Regions from separate parts of the Homo sapiens genome. Here region 1 is linked to region 2. Evidence: chromatin loops called from intact Hi-C (ENCODE). Cell type or tissue: dorsolateral prefrontal cortex. All regions are shown on one strand. Links, peaks and the distances in the headings refer to the core of each region. The heading gives the core; the rest is flanking DNA.

Region 1 (4,799 bases), core at 312-4,311, 370 kb after region 2:
GTTTCTCATGGACATACGGACTTCCTGGAGCAAACTATCCAAAGGGCAAAATGCCAATTTGATTAACTAGGAAGAGTTACATAGACCTGGGGCTGGACCCCAGTCCTTCCATTTTCTGCTTCTTGGTCCCAGAGGAAGGGAGGAGTGAAAGAGTGAATGTTTGGAATAACTTGCAAGGACATGCCTTCAGTTAGCATTCTCTCTTTCATTGTCTCTGTGAAAGGTATCAACATAAAAATGGAGTTATGATGTGTTAAATACCCTGATGGAGCCTGGCATGGTATCATGCTCCTATAGTCCCAGCTACATGCAAGGGTGAGGGAGGAGGACCGCTTTAGCCCAGGAGTTTGAGGCTGCAGTGAGCTGTGATCATGCCTGTGAATAGCCATTGCCTTCTAGCCTGGGCAACTGCGCGAGACCTCATCTCTAAATCTCTTTAAAAAAACAAAACAAAAAAATCCACCCAACAAATAGAGGTGGGGAAGGCCAGGAAGGGAGAGTTCTCACACATGAATGCCTGATAATAAGAACTATCACAAAAGACTCTGCAAAACCTACAGCCACACACAAAGGCCATCACAACCTCACACACAAAAAAAGTACTGCGAGGACATCTGCCTTGCAACTCAAACTGGTGTCGCCCTTGTTATGGATCCTTGTAGCCAGGGATAATTATCTCAGAGCAATGATGTAATCCTCCTCACTTTTCCTTTAAAAACCTTTGTCTTGCCAGGCACGGTGGCTCATGCCTGTAATCCCAATACTTTGGGAGGCTGAGGCAGGAGCATCACTTGAGCCCGGGAGTTTGAGACCAGCCTGGGCAACATAGAGAGACCCCATCTCTACAAAACATTAAATAAAAAATTCAGCATGTGGTGGCCATGTCTGTGGTCCCAGCTACTTGGGAGGCTGAAGCGGGAGGATCAATTGAGTCTGGGAGGCTGAGGCTGCAGTGAGCTGTGATTGCACTACTACACTCCAGCCTGGACAACAAAGCAAGACTTGTTTCAAAACAAAACAAAAAAACCTTTGTTTTCCTTTACATCCCTGAATATACACGTAGTTTACAGTGGCACTGGTATTGCATTGCAATGCCTGTTCCAGAATAAACATCAGCCTCTTTTAGAGAGTCTTCCTCTCCTCTCTGTTTGTTATTTAGGTTAACGTGGGTCATTGTTCTCTAGTCCCACTATCCCAGAACTACTCTCTGGTTAAAAATAAATAAAATAAAATAATATAATATAATACAATATAATATAATATAATATAATATAAAAATATAGGGGTCCCTTCTTCCCATTCTTACCTCTTAAGCATGACCTCCTCCCACCCTTGAATGGACTTGGCATTGCGGGCAGAAAGGGAGAAAACCACTAGGCAGCCTCACCAGCTGGGGACAAGGAGGGCTCTGGGTCTTTCCTAGGGCCACAACCCCCTGAGCCTTCGTGGGGGTGCCCCCTCCCCAGTCTGGCCTGAGACACACCTCCCGTGCTGGATCTCTGGGTTTCCATGACAGCACGCATCCATACACGCCTGTGGACCCCAGGGACATGCTTGACACATGTGCATTGAGCGTATATGTGCCAGACACTTTTCTAAGCTCCTTACATGAATCATGTCATATAATTCTCACACAACCCTGTAAGACAGTATCCGTGATTTGCACATAAACTAAGGCACAAAAAGATTAGAGTACTCGCAAGGAAGTTAACATTTCCTCCTCTCAGCCTCCTCTCCCACACTCGGTGCCCCAGAGCCTGCAAAAGGACCAAGGTAAGACGATCAGCAGCCTGAAGATCAGCACCTCTGAGTGGCTGACCAGGAACTCCCTGCGTCATGAAAACCCAGACACGGCAGAAGGAAGTGTTGGCCAGCTGGGCACAATTACATACCCGAAATAGACGAGAAGCTGGGAGCCTGTTCCCTCAGCTTTCCATCATGAATGACCCTTTCCGTAACTCAAGAAATAGACTGGTCCAGCTCCTGTCCAAGCAGACAGCACCCCCAGGTGGGAAAAGCAGCAATGACACCATCCATGACATGAACACAGCTTGCCAGGTGGGGCAGAAACAGCCATGTAGTGCTTTGGGGGATATAACGTATGTTGCATGGGGCATTCCAGGCCCTTACTGACAGTGGAGTTTGCCACCTGAGAGTTGCCTGATGCCTGAAGGTTCACAAGAATTACCAGGAATAAGCCCTTCATGTTATACACACCCTTTATTCTTTCTAAGAAGTTACTCACAATCACATGGAACAAATTCCTATTGTGAACACAAAGAAAAGATGTGTGTGTGTGTGTGTGTGTGTGTGTGTGTGTGTTTCTCTTTCTCTGTCTCTTTTTTATTTTTAGAGACAAATCTCCCTCTGTCTCCCAGGCTGGAGTGAAACGGCACAATCATAGGTCACTGCATGCAGCCTCAATCTCCTTGGCTCAAGTGATCCTCCCACCTCAGTCTCCCAAGCAGCTGGTACTACAGGTTCAAGCCAGCATACCTGGCTAATTTTAAAATTTTTTGTAAAGACAGGGTCTCACCATGTTGCCCCATGCTGGTCTCAAATTCCTAGCCTCAAGCAATCCTCCCACCTAGACCTCCCAAAGCACTAGGATGACAAGTATGAGCCACCATGCCCAGACAAGTTTGTGTTTATTACAGAACATCAGTTTCTCCCATACTCAGTAGACTGCACCAGTGACTTCAATTCTTCATCCCTCCCTCTGTCCAAACCTTTTGCCTCCATACTGCAAAGTTTCTCTCCATAAGGAGACGGAGTGTGTTTTCTGTCCCTTGACTGGGAGTTTGGCCACGTGACTTGCCTCAGTTCATGGGGCCTAGTGAATGTGAAATGGTGGAAGATTTGAAAGACACATGAGCTCCTGGGCTTACCCTCATGCCCTCTGCTGTCACCATGATAAGCATGTGCCCAGGCTAGCCCACTATCTCAGGAGGAGGACAAGAGGCTCATGGAACAGAGCCCAAGTGCCCTGGCAGAACCAATCCTGAATCAGCTGAGCACCAGATGCGTGGCAGTAGACATACCCAGAACACCTGAGAGTATCTGCTGCCTCTGGACATGCAGCTTCCCAATATCACAAAGGAGAGGGCCAGATGTGTAAAAGCTTCTCCCCAGAAGACCGGCTCCTCTGCCCCTGTTGTGCTGGAGGAAGGTGTTGTCCTGGAGGAAGGAACTGGGGAAGGTGCAAGGAGGCAGAGTGAAATAAAGGGGGTGTTGACTGGCAGAGCACAGAGCTGAGACACCCCAAGATGAAATCACCGGGATTAATTACTAAAATGCTGCCCAGGCAATAAAGAAAATAGTTCTGTTTACTAAGCATCTACTATTTGCCAGAAACAGTGCAAAGCATTTTCAATATATGGCTTCATTTAATCCTCAAGATGACTCTTCATCTTGAAGAAGGTGCTCTATAACCATTTGAAAGATGAGGAAACTGAGGCCCAAAGAGGGTTAGCCACTGACTAAAGGTCACAGAATTAGTAAGTGAAGAAGTGGAGATTCCAGCCCCATTGATAGACTGCTTTTAACAGTCCAAATGCCCAGCACCAAATGCCATTTCAACACCCCACCCCTCAGGCCACTGCCTCCAGTTTAGCTCAGTGACTCACAGAGATTTAGTTCTTGCTGCCCAGACCCTCTCATCAGCTTTTGGGATCATTTTGCCTCTGTTCCTAGGCCTAGCTCCAGCACCTGCATCCCTGGCCGAGCCCTGGCACTAAGGAACTCGGCAACGGAAAAGTGTTGGCCAGTGGCTCTAGAGAGGGAAGATTTGGCTACTCGCTGAAGAAAGATTGAGCAGGCAGTTCTTCTGTGCCAGGTGCTGTCCCAGGAGTACAGTCCATGCTCACTTTGATTTGGCTGTGAGCTCACAAGACTGATGCTGCCAGCCTAAGGATGGTAACGGCATCAAGCCAGGTCCATGGCACCAGGGAAATGAGGTGTACCTTCTGCAATAGGGTTGCTACAAATTACATGTTTGTTTCCTCCAAACCTCGTGTAGAAATTTGATCCCCAATGTTGGAGGTGGGGCCTAATGGGAGGCATTTTGGTCATAAGGGCAGATCCCTCATGAATAGATTAATACCATCCCTCAGGGGTGGGTTCTTACTCTCTTAGTTCCCACAAGAGCCGGTTGTCAACAAGAGCCTGGGACCTCCCCTCTCTCCTCTCTCTTGCTTCCTCGCTTGCCATGTGATCTCTGCACACTCGGCTCCTCTTTGCCTTCCACCATGAGTACAAGCAGACTGAGGCCCTCACCAGAAGCTGAGCAGATGCTGGCGCCATGCTTCTTGTACAGCCTGCAGAACCTTGAGCCAAATAAACCTTTTTTCTTTATAAATTTCTGATCCTTAGGTATTTCCTTATAGCAACACAAACAGACTAAGGCAAGGGTCCAGCTCTGTGTTTCCAGGAGAGGCAAGAGAGAACTCATCACATGGAGAAGTGGGTCTAGCCTACTGCTCGGAATGCCATGAGATTGAGAGAGGATCAATTCATTGGGTGAAAATGGACATTTACAAGCTGTCTAAACACTGAGCCAGGACTAACTAAGTTTTGTTTGTCAAAAAATCAGTTGGTCCCTGGATAATAAACTCAGAATCCTGTTTGGGTTCAAAGTTCCCACTGGGAAGAAAAATTGTAAAAAAAAAAAAAAAAAAATTCAATCTTTCTCTGCACTTTTGTAACCACCCACATTCTCAGAGGTAGTAGTCACTTATGACCCTGTCCATGCCTGAGAGCTGGCTCCAGAGGGAGCCTTCCTTGCAGATGTGCCCTTGACA
Region 2 (4,799 bases), core at 493-4,492:
AGTGACCAGCCATTCTGGCTTGTCTGGGATCGAAGGGTTCCAGAACTTGAGATTTTCAGTGCTAAAACTGGAAAAGTCCCAGGAAAATAGTACTGAATTGGTTCCCCTACCAAAGTTCTGGGTGTAATTTAAAGGAAAATCCAGTGATCAGAGGAAGGGAGAAGAGACAGAGATTTTATTAACCAAAGTCCCAGGAAAATAGTACTGAATTGTTTCCCCTACCAAAATTCTGCATGTAATTTAAAGGAAAATCCGGTGATCAGAGAAAGGAAGAAGAGACAGCAATTTTATTAACTAGGCAGCCATCCTGACACAATGGGAGCCAACCACATCCTGACCAAACTTAACCAGTGAGGCTTCCACAAAGATTTAAGAGTTCCAGTAGCTTCCTGATACCCCCTCCCCAACTCTTCTGCTCTCCTCACAGCACACAGAAGGCATCCCTCTGGGAGAAGGTGACAAGCTGGGACAGTCACTGTGGGTCTCTATCCTGAGAAGTTACTGATCCTGTGTTCCCTGTGAGTTTCTTCATAATTTTCCACCCCCACCCACCCCTCCAATACAAAAGTCTGAGCTTGGCACTATGCCTAGGCACCCCAGGCCAACACTCAACCCTCCAGTATTTACATACTTGGGAGAAGACAGGTATCAAGAAGCAGACTCCCCATCTTTGCCACCTGTAGTCCCATATGTAGAAATCTGCAGTGGTGCATGGGGTGGAGGTGGGTTGGTTGAGGAGAGATTCTAACTCATCAGAACACAGGAAAGCCTGGGTGGCTGTGCACCCATTCCAAGCCTCCTTGACCATAGAGAGCTCCCCAGCAGGCTGTGAATGAGGATGGAGCAGATTTTGAAAGCGTTCACTCCTCTATGTTCCCTGCTAGCTCTGTACAAATCTTAGATCTCAATCAGATGAGTCATTACCCAGCATGGTGGCCTCACTCTGCCTTGGCTTCTCCTTTGTCCTGAGCAGTTGTCCCAGGCCAAGCCCTTGGAGTCATCAGTGCCCCCACATGACTCCATCACTTAATCTTGGAGCTTAAGCCTCTTGGAAGATGCTGTTACAGAAACAAATCTTTGTCTCTGATTCAGCAGGGATGCTGTTCCTCATTTCGAAGCTTGGACAAACCATATGGGCTCCCAGGCACTTATAGGTATAGAGTTCCAGGGAAAACAGAACTGTCACCTGAAGGTTGGCTCAGGCCAGATATCCAAAGATGGAGCTGAGGGATATCAGACGTCCTCATGGCTAAGAGGAGCAGGAGAGGGAATTTGGTGCTGGACTCAGGCAGAGGGAGATGAGGCAGGACTCTGACGTGTGCCATCCCATAGCCTCCACCACCTGGCTTCCCGTCTTTGGCCTGCCCCTAACCTGTACCTGGACAGCTTTCCCTTCCCCAGGGGCCAAGAGTAGGCCAGGTGCCACAACCACTGCTTTCATCAGAGCCTGTGGGAGCTTCCCAAGGCATCTCCCTGCCGAGGTAGCTTTGGATTCCACACTTGCTAAAACACAGACGCTTTCCAAAAAAATTTAATGCCAATGAAGGAAACTTGAACATGGTGGCAGGCCAATGAAGCCTTTTTCCAAGCTCTCCTAGTGTATTTGCCCCTTTCTGGGTGAGCTGTAGGCAGTGGGGCATTGTGAAATCTTTAACAACAGGCTCTGGGAAGGTGGAAGCTTCCTTTGTAGCGTGATTTCCATGGTGTGAATCCTCCCCCCATGGCCATTTTATGCCAGCAATAAGACGCCATTGCATGTGGAGCTGGGAGAGCTGGGCAGTCACTCCGCGGGGGACAGTATTTCCAGCAGACAGACACAACGTGATGTAAATATCCTTGGGCACAGGTAATAGTAAAATGGAGTCAAATAACCAGAAAGTGCTGAGTTTTGGTATTTAATATTTTTATTTTTAATATAATATTTATTTAATTGTAAGACTCTACAATTTAATTTTTAATAATGGCCACATAACATCCAGCTTGTATGATTTCTGAAAATGCAGCATTTCACAGACACAGGTTTCCCGAGAGGACCTTCTCCCTCCAGTCAGTGCACACCTGAGTGGCCTTGCCAAGCACTCGGGACACTAAGTACTCCAGCCAACACAGGCAATGGGAAGAGATGCTGAGGTCAAAGTTTCATCCCCTACAGGAAACGACCATTGGCTGGGGCTGTCCCTGATTCCCACACACCAGAAGCCATTCAGGTGCCATCAAACCTGCAGAGGATAGAGCCCCTGCCCAGGGCAGAACCCCTTACTAGCCACTGCAGGGATTTGGATGCCAGGAACAGGGCTGGAGGGGACAAGATCTCAAGGGGCTGCTGAATGCCACCTTCAGCCTGTGGTAGGGACCAGGCAGAAAGGGGAGCTACCATCCACTCTGTTGTCAGACAGTAGATCGGATTCTGTCCCCTTAAAGTAATGGAAAGGAGCCAGGACAGGCTTTCACAGGAGTCCTTTATTAGAGCTGAAAACTGTGGAACCCCTTCCTGTAATGGACAACCACGGGCACTCACAGTAAACACAGTAACAAGTTCTTCAGGAATAAAATAGCTCCAAGGTTGTTCTGCAGCGCCCTCTGGCACTGGCAGGTGGGATAACAGGAGGATGGTGAGATGCTGTGGTTCGAAGGGGCTGGAGGGCAGCCTCTGTCCCTACAAGGTCACAGGAGACAGCTCAAAACAGGTGCCATGTGGCCCGGCCTTGTGTTCTCTTGGCCCCTGGTTGTCAGTCACTCTGCTGAAGGTGGAGCCTGGAGCAGGATCACCGGGCTATGAGCAGGTACTGGAGGTGCGGAGAACTTGGAGGAGCCACCACAGGTCAAGTGAGTAGTCCCGTGGGGCCAGCTGGGGTGTGGGTGTGGTGTAGACATCACAACCCTCCTTTAAGCCCTCCTTTTGCACCTGGTACCACATCTTACATAGGAGCTGCAGACAGGAGTGTGTCTGATGCAGTTCTCTGTGCAAACTCAATGTGAGGCCAGGCCTCCTGGGCTCCTGGGCTCCTGGTGCCTTGGGGATGATGGAACAGGGAGGAGGGAACCTAGGACCAGAAGTCAGTGACCCCGACTCAGACCCCAACTCTGCCACTCGCTACCTGAATCCTGTGCAGTTCTGTGCTGACTTGCCTCTCTCAGCCTCAGTTTCCATCCCTGCCAGGTGAGAATAATACCTGGCCACATGGAGGATTAGAGGATTATGTCCAAGGTGCCAGGCTGGCAGAAGATGCTTAATCAGTGTTTCCTCCATGGCATGTTCTTATGGATGGCAGAGGCTGGGGCAAATATGAATCAGCAGAAATGAGGCACTTTAGGTCAGTGGGATTTTGATACGGTCTTTTGGGACTTGGAAAGTAGATCTTTCAGGAACACTCAGGGCAAGCCTGCTGAGAACCCCGCACCAGGGTCCCCCTCATCCTCACAGCAGGGACCCATAGTCTCCACTGCTCCTTCTTAAGCACAGGGCACAACCTGGACTCTCTCAGAGGGATTTAAGGAGTCCTAAACCAGCAGCTCTCAATCTTGGAACAACCTGAGTCTGGTGGGTCACCAATGTCCAGGCCTACCCTCTGATTAGATTCTGATCTAACTGGCTTGGGTGCAGCCTGGCAGCAGCAGGTTCAAAAGCCCCCGGGCCATTCTCACGTGCAGTAGAGTTGAGCACCCTTGCCTCAAACCACAGTCTCAGTTGCTGGGAATCACAGCCACTTGGTGTCAGCCCAATCCTCCCTGAGTGTGGAGATGTGGTGTGGATGGGGAGGATGGGTCCCTGCTCCCAAGCAAGCCCACTTCTCTGTGTCCCCTGTGACTGGACCCTCAGTCACACTCTGACAGCTTTAGTCCAGAGCCCCTGTCACCGGTGGCCCTGTCTTCTGCTCTACCTTTCACCTGGACCTCACTGCCTCTTGCTACCAAACTCATCTGTCCCTACTAGCCACTCTCCTGGCTGGGCCCTGCTGATAAAGGGGCCATTACCTCCTTCCTTGAGAGGCTGCCAAGTGGCTAACACTGTGGTGGTTATCTGTGAAGAAGCACTGGCTACTGGGGCTATTTTTAAGGAGAGGGGACACTTCAGGAGGTGGAAATGTTTCCTGTGGAAATAAATTTCCCCTTATAATGGTGACCCCTGCATGACCCCTCTTTGTATCCACAGGTTCAAGTACAGAGCCTGGCTTGGGGCTGGCGCTCATGGGGACCACTCAGGGCAAGCCTGCTGAGCCCCCAGCCCCAGGGTCCCCCTCATCCTCACAGCAGGGACCCACAGCCTCCACTGCTCCTTCTCAAGCACAGGGTACAACTTAGACATTCATGAATGAGTGAATGAACGAATGAATGAATGAATGAATGAATGAACGAACGAATGAATGGATGGAGTTGGGATTCCATGTTGGGTTCCCAGCCTCTGAACTTTTTTGAATTCTCGGATGTCTGACTTGCCACTTTGTTACTCTGATTGATGTGTACCTCAAACCCGCACACCACTCCAGCTTCCTGCTGCTTCTGCATCTGCTCAGATCCAGTCCTGGGCTGGTGCCTGCATTCCACTGCATTGACATTGCTTTTCAGGGCAGACTCATGGTCACAGGGGAACCCTTAAGGCTTTCCTTAACTGCCCCAGCCTGGGAGGTTAAGGGTGAGTGTTGGGGGTGATGGCAAGGAGAATGGAAACCAACAAGAGACAGTCCCTGGGGCCCCCTAGCTCCTCTGACTCCTGGTAGGGCTCAGGACGCACTCTGAATCCCACGGAGGCTCATGGCGTCTCACCACAGCTGCCGGTGGTGGGCAGCTCTTGGGCAGCC

What was found. Hi-C counts contacts between places; a loop is a spot of excess contacts. Peaks named below come from ENCODE experiments on the same cell type or tissue, not always from the same donor. Only the 100,000 strongest peaks of a DNase experiment are listed, where the experiment ranks them.
Region 1: it touches region 2 in a loop (4-fold over the local background); 2 of 110 quality-filtered maps call a loop at or near these places.

What each region holds. Positions count from the first base shown.
Region 1 is chr10:122,277,035-122,281,833 of GRCh38, reverse strand. The region is part of intron 3 of BTBD16 (BTB domain containing 16); the gene reads right to left. Among named protein-coding and RNA genes, the nearest start is that of BTBD16, 8.1 kb to the right of the region's middle. In dorsolateral prefrontal cortex, for the core only: a CTCF peak has its summit at 2,002 (motif pointing left); a DNase peak (open chromatin) is centred at 2,013; H3K4me3 peaks cover 393 bases; H3K27ac peaks cover 764 bases.
Region 2 is chr10:122,646,687-122,651,485 of GRCh38, reverse strand. No RefSeq gene overlaps it. Among named protein-coding and RNA genes, the nearest start is that of SPADH, 24 kb to the left of the region's middle. RefSeq lists an enhancer at 3,859-4,153. In dorsolateral prefrontal cortex, for the core only: CTCF peaks have their summits at 2,370 and 2,579; a DNase peak (open chromatin) is centred at 2,585; H3K27me3 peaks cover 489 bases.